Linked DNA regions of Mus musculus: region 1 is linked to region 2. The links are chromatin loops, found by intact Hi-C in ENCODE. Cell type or tissue: left cerebral cortex. All regions are shown on one strand. Links, peaks and the distances in the headings refer to the core of each region. The heading gives the core; the rest is flanking DNA. Region 1 has its middle 15 kb from the start of Gm33222. Region 2 has its middle 7.9 kb from the start of Gm33176.

The links. Peaks named below come from ENCODE experiments on the same cell type or tissue, not always from the same donor. Only the 100,000 strongest peaks of a DNase experiment are listed, where the experiment ranks them.
Region 1: it touches region 2 in a loop (2.2-fold over the local background); 2 of 42 quality-filtered maps call a loop at or near these places.

What each region holds. Positions count from the first base shown.
Region 1 is chr1:35,994,308-35,997,222 of GRCm38, forward strand. No RefSeq gene overlaps it. Among named protein-coding and RNA genes, the nearest start is that of Gm33222, 15 kb to the right of the region's middle. In left cerebral cortex, for the core only: no CTCF peak of the experiment used is centred there; DNase peaks (open chromatin) are centred at 1,535, 1,994 and 2,690.
Region 2 is chr1:35,932,670-35,935,584 of GRCm38, forward strand. No RefSeq gene overlaps it. Among named protein-coding and RNA genes, the nearest start is that of Gm33176, 7.9 kb to the right of the region's middle. In left cerebral cortex, for the core only: no CTCF peak of the experiment used is centred there; a DNase peak (open chromatin) is centred at 1,459.

The sequences.
Region 1 (2,915 bases), core at 199-2,698, 62 kb after region 2:
CCTCTGAAACTCGAAGCCAGCCCCAACTAAATGTTTTCCTTTATAAGAGTTGCTGTAGCCATAGTATGAACCTGACCACACAGCAATGAAACCTTAACTAAGACAAGAGCCTGTGTCGCATGGTGAGTAGTTTCATCCCTGAGCTGATGGCCCTGGGTGCTATTTAAAAAGCAGGCTGAGCAAGCCATGGGGAACAAGCCAGTAAGCAGCACCACTCCATGACCTCTGCATCAGCTCCTGCCTCTAAGTTCCTACCCTGTTTAAGTTTCTGTTCTGGCTTCCTTTGATGATGAACTGTGATGTGTAGATTGGATAAACCCTATTCTCCCCATGTTGTTTGGTTGTGGTATTTCATCACAGCAATAGAAACCCTAATAAGACACATATGATACTGTAAGAACAGTACAGCATCCCTGATCCCCACGGCAGGAGTGTCTTGAGAACTAGGGAACTGATGCTTGCTGGAGTCAATGGTTAACTGGAATGGGATGGGTAAGTCCAGGAGAATGGGGCTGGGGAAGATGTCAGGCTAGACAGCTTATCTGCACATGGTTCCAGGAGCTCCCCCTCAGTGAGAATGGGACTCAGGATGTAGACACACCGGGCACAACTCTCAGATACCCAAACCTGCTAGGAGACTAGAGCAATCTAGCTCCCTTAGAAGCGGATGCCCCTGCCCTCATGAAAACTCTCGGTTGGTTAAATGAACAAGTGCTGTAGGAGACGAGGTCATTGCTGGGAGAATGTTTCCTTCCTGTAACTTACCAAGAGCCAGCATCACACCAGGGACAACCTGGTAGAAAAGGCCAGGCTTGGGTGAGCCTTAGCTTTTGTCAATCTCTTACAAGCTAGAGTACCCCTGGGAGGTGGGAACCTTAACTGAGGAACTGCCTCTACCCCCTTGGCCTGTGGGCATGCCTGTGGAGCATTCTGATGACCAATGACTAATATGGGAGGACCTGGTCCACACAGGCAGTACATGGTGGTCCTAGGTTGTAAAAGAAAGCAAGCTGAGTAAGCCATGGAGAGCAAAGCAGTGAGCAACACTTCCCCGTGATCTCTGCTACCATTCCTGTCTTGACTTCCTGCTTGACTTCCTGTCCTGACTTCCCTCAATAATAGACTACAACATGGAAGCGTGACTCAGATAAACCTTTTTTTCTCTAAGTTTGCTCTGGGCAGTGTGACAACAGAAAGTAATGAATACAGAGAGGAAAAAGAGATAGCTGTTACTTCACCAAATCCCCCAAGAACTGCAGGACCAGCCCATATCCCAACAGGAGCAAGAGCGGGGACACAGCTGAAGGTTAGGATGCTGCATGAAGGGTAGAGACATTGGGCAAGGAAGAACCAGTGAGGGAGGGTATTAGCATCCCGCAAGGACCCTGGTTCACACCTCTGCTGTACCTTACATGACGCATGCACACTGCTCCTGGGTATTTGCAAGGCATTCCCCCGGACACTACAAGAGCAATTGCCTGTTCCCATGGATGGTCTGCGTAGGAAGGAAACTGTTCAGGCACCCACACTCCCCAGGAGACTTGGAAATCTCTTCTGCTGGGGAGAAGGAGCAGATGGTGAGCTGCCTCCGGGGCCCCAAGCAGCAGCAGGTGGGACTGACAGGGACAGCACTCCTGGAGGATAGGGGGCTAGAGCCCACAGAGCAAAGGCAGGTGGCAGTGTCAGATGCAGGTGTGCATGCGCATAATGAGCAGCTGGCACCAGATAGCAGCTGGTGGTAGCACCCGAGGCAGAGAGCTGCTTTGAGTCACAGGATGTAAAATCCCCAGAGCTGAGAAAGGCAGGCTAGGGCCTCCTTAATGCACACATAGGTGGACCTCCTTAATGGACTAGTCGAAGGTCCTTTAGTGACTGCTCTTTTCACAATTCTGGTTTGTGTAATGTGGCTAAGGGGTGGGGTCTTCAAGAGGTCATGAGGACTCCTGGCTCCTGACTGGCATCAGGTGGTCTTGTAAATGAATCACAGAGAAGTGTGTCCACCTTTCACCATGTGGTCACATCTCTCCAGAGAGTGCAGCACCAAGTGTAGCCAGGGGCCCTCTCAGAAGCAAAGTCACTTAGATCTTGGATTTTCCTGTGAGTAGCCTCTGCATATGGTTTAGAACACCTGCACATGTATGTGCATGTGTACACATGCATACACACTCACATGCACACACACACACAAATATGCATACACATATACACTCACACATATATACACACATATGCATACACATATACACACAACCATATACATACATACGCACACACATGTGCACACACACCAGTTTTCTGAAGAAACCCCTACAGCTATTTGTTAGGCCACAGGTGCTGGGAAATTGGGGTTCTGGGACTGTTAAAAGTTGACTGTGGGAACATCACATGCTACCACGTTCCTCTTTGTTACAATATGATATTCAAGGACTGGGGGCCAACTGAGGTCTGGCACAGGCCTCTTGGCTCATCATGCACTTGACCTGAGAGGCAGAAGTCCAGACCTCTTCCTAAGCCCTGCCTTCTCTCTAGTGTCAACCTGCTTCCATCTAGGGAATTGTCTGAGCTGCTTCCCTCTATAGCCCAGGCTTCCCACTGCCTCTGGCTAGCATCCCAGTCAGAACCATTCCAAAATGCTTCACATACACCCACACTCCACTTCCCACTAGCCATGGGTGCAGACTGGATGTCCAATGATGACCAGGTCAGGATTCTAGAAGCACCCGTGAGAGCCCCTCCTGTCAGCTCTCAGTTCCTGGTCTAGGCTCCTGGAAAGGTGGGGCTCTCCATATCACATCTTCTTACCTCTGAGAGACAGAATTCCACCACATCCTTGCATGGCAGATTCTCCCTTGGCTCCCTGCCTTAGCCTATCTTCTGTTGCTATAATAGAGTGCCTCAGGCTGGGTGATTTATAA
Region 2 (2,915 bases), core at 243-2,742:
CCAAGGCAACTCTTATAAAGGACAACATTTAATTGAGGTTGCCTTACAGGTTCAGAAGTTCAGTCAAGGTGGGAACATGGCAGCATTCAGGCAGGCATGGTGCAGGAGGAGCTGAGAGTTCTACATCTTCATCTGAAAGCCACTAGGAGAAGACTGCCTTCCAGGCAGCTAGGGTCTTAAAGCCCATGCCCACAATGACATGCTTCCTTCAACAAGGCCACACCTCCTTATAGTGTCACTCTGTAGGCCAAACATATTCAAACCATCACAGGCCCCAAGTTCAATTCTCAGAATCTATCTTAAAAAAAAAAAAAAAAAGACACTTATAATCACAGTCCTAAGGAGGTAGAAGCAGTAGAAGCAGGCAGATCCCAGAGGCTCGCTGGCCAGCCAGCTTATCCTATTTCATGAATTCTAGGTCAATAGGAGACCCTTGTCTCTAAAAATACAAGGTGGTGAGTAGAACCTGAGAAATGACAACTAAGTTCACTCTAACTCTTGGTCACTGAGCCAACAAGAGCAGTGAGTGACCCAACCCAATAGTCATGTGACTAAACACATGCATTTATGTATATGTATATGTGTAATGTATTATGCACATATGCATATATGCATGCTTGCACACACAAACACACACAGAGTGCAGAAAAACAAACCAAAGCTACCATGGTCCATATGCCTGCATCTAACTGAGATCACTGCTGGAAGGCTGGGGGAAGAGGGTCATTGTAGTTATCACCCAGCCCACTACCCACCTGCCGCCCAGTCAATAAAATATTTTTTATCATTTTGACAAGTGGAGTCATTTCATTCACTGCATATCAGACCCACAGTAGCTGCCGGACATCTCTGAAGGTATCCCTCGCTAACCCAGAGGTCACTGGAGGAAGGCCAGTACATCATCAGCCTGTAACACATCTCTGCCAGATCCCTAGAAATCATCCTATTGTGGTCCTGGATGGATCCCAGGGATGCTCGGAGCCACTGCAGATGCAGCCCAGGCCCTCCCTCCTCTGTCCTCAGCTGCCTTCTTCCTCTTCCCAGAAGTCTTTGTCCTCTGCCAACCTCTCACTACGGTCATGATCTCTAGGTCACTGAGCCAAACAAGAGCAGTGACCCAATCCAACTTCGCATAGTCACGTAACTAAACAATTGCTCCTTGGGCTGCGAACTGTCCTACCTGGAAACCTTGCCCATTGGACAGAGACGTGATGAGTCACTTCCATATAAGACTGCCTCCAGAGGTAGCAAAGTCTCAGAGGACATGAAGGGCTTTGACTGGGGGATGGCAGGGGGTGGGGGGAGAGAGTGTGGCTCTGGGCTGCCACAGTGGGAGGGGGCAGGTCCTCATCATCAGAGTAGGGACTTCACTTATGTGTCATATCAGTAACTATCATGTGCCTTTCATGCTTACTGAACACAGACTCTGAGAGTCTGCCTACTTATCTTGTCCTAGACTCCCGCATGTTTCAAATCTAAAACTCTCTGTCCTGAGGCAGCTTCCCTCCTACGTCTGTGACATGGAAGGAAAAAGAAAAAGCAAACCGTTAATGATGTTAAAAACATTGCTTCCTTTCTAACAGATGTCACTTTCGTTTATCCCATGATATAAAAATACCTGCAAGAAGGTGGACTCTTATCCATAGAAAGAAGAAGACCCTGAGCCAAGACATCCAGCTGATCGCCTCAACATGGCTTCCACGGTCTGTGTCTGCTGGATACCGTAAGTGGTGTTTAGGTGACACTGCCTCTTTTTGTTTCCGTCTAGGCCCACCCCACTCATCTCTCTTAGGTGTCTTAATCTCCTGACTTGATGGTGCTTTGCAGTCTGTTTAATCTGCTAGTTACCCTTTACCCTTTTACGTTTGATTGCTACGTGCTTAATAGACTCACTCATTGTTCTCCAGACTGCATCCAAAAGTGTCATGACTTGTAAAACCATAGAATGTAGGCAAGTATCCAACAAGTGTCCCCTACATGGGCAGCATGGATCTCTTGGACTCCCAGAAGCAAGTAACTCGCTCTGGGTGCCGTCAACAACAGAGGTGTATTGTCTTAAGTCTGAAGTCCAAATTCAAGGTGGTAGCAGAGCTGTCTCCATCTGGGGACCAGTTAGCCAGTCTCTCCTGTGTGTGCGTATGGGTGTACATGTGTATGTATGTGGACATCAGAGGTCATCCTCTATTCTGAGTCGGGGTCCTCTTACTGGAACCTCGGGCTCTCTGATTCCACTAGACTGGCTGCTGGCCAGCTCCAAGGATCTGCCATCTCTTCTCTTCCTCCACACTCCCCACACATTAGGGTCAAAGATGCATGTAGGCACACCTAGATTTTGTTGGGTTTGTTCCGGAAATATGTATATATCCCAGCATATATATATGCTGGGGAATCCCAACTTAGGTCCTCATGCCAGTAAGGCAGGACTTTACCCACTGAGCCACCTTCCCAGCCATGACTCTGCTCTTACTGGAGTAGGGGGCCTGCACAGTGACCTGCTTTCAGCTTAATTCATTTTAGAAGCAGCCTATGTCCAAATAAGGTCATACTCTCAGCTCTCAGCAATTAGAACTTCAGCTTGAGTGTGGGGGTGGAAGGAAGCTCAGACCACAGAAGCTGAAGTGGCTGATAACCCACTGAAGACTTCTGGGCATCCATGCAAGCTGCTGACCGCCAAGGCGGCCACTGGCTGCTCCTTACAGCCACCCAAGCAACAGTGGAGAAAAAAAAAAAAAAAAAAAAAAGGCCCTGCCAGCCAAATCCGACAGAGCTGTCATCAGTCCCCAAACAGCTCGCTCACTGCCTGCTTTGAGCTCTAAAATAACATGCTGATTTTGGAGCCAAGACTAACTTTAGTTACCAGTGATGCTGTTAGCAGGAGAAGGATAAGTCATCCCATGAGAATGGAATCCAAATGA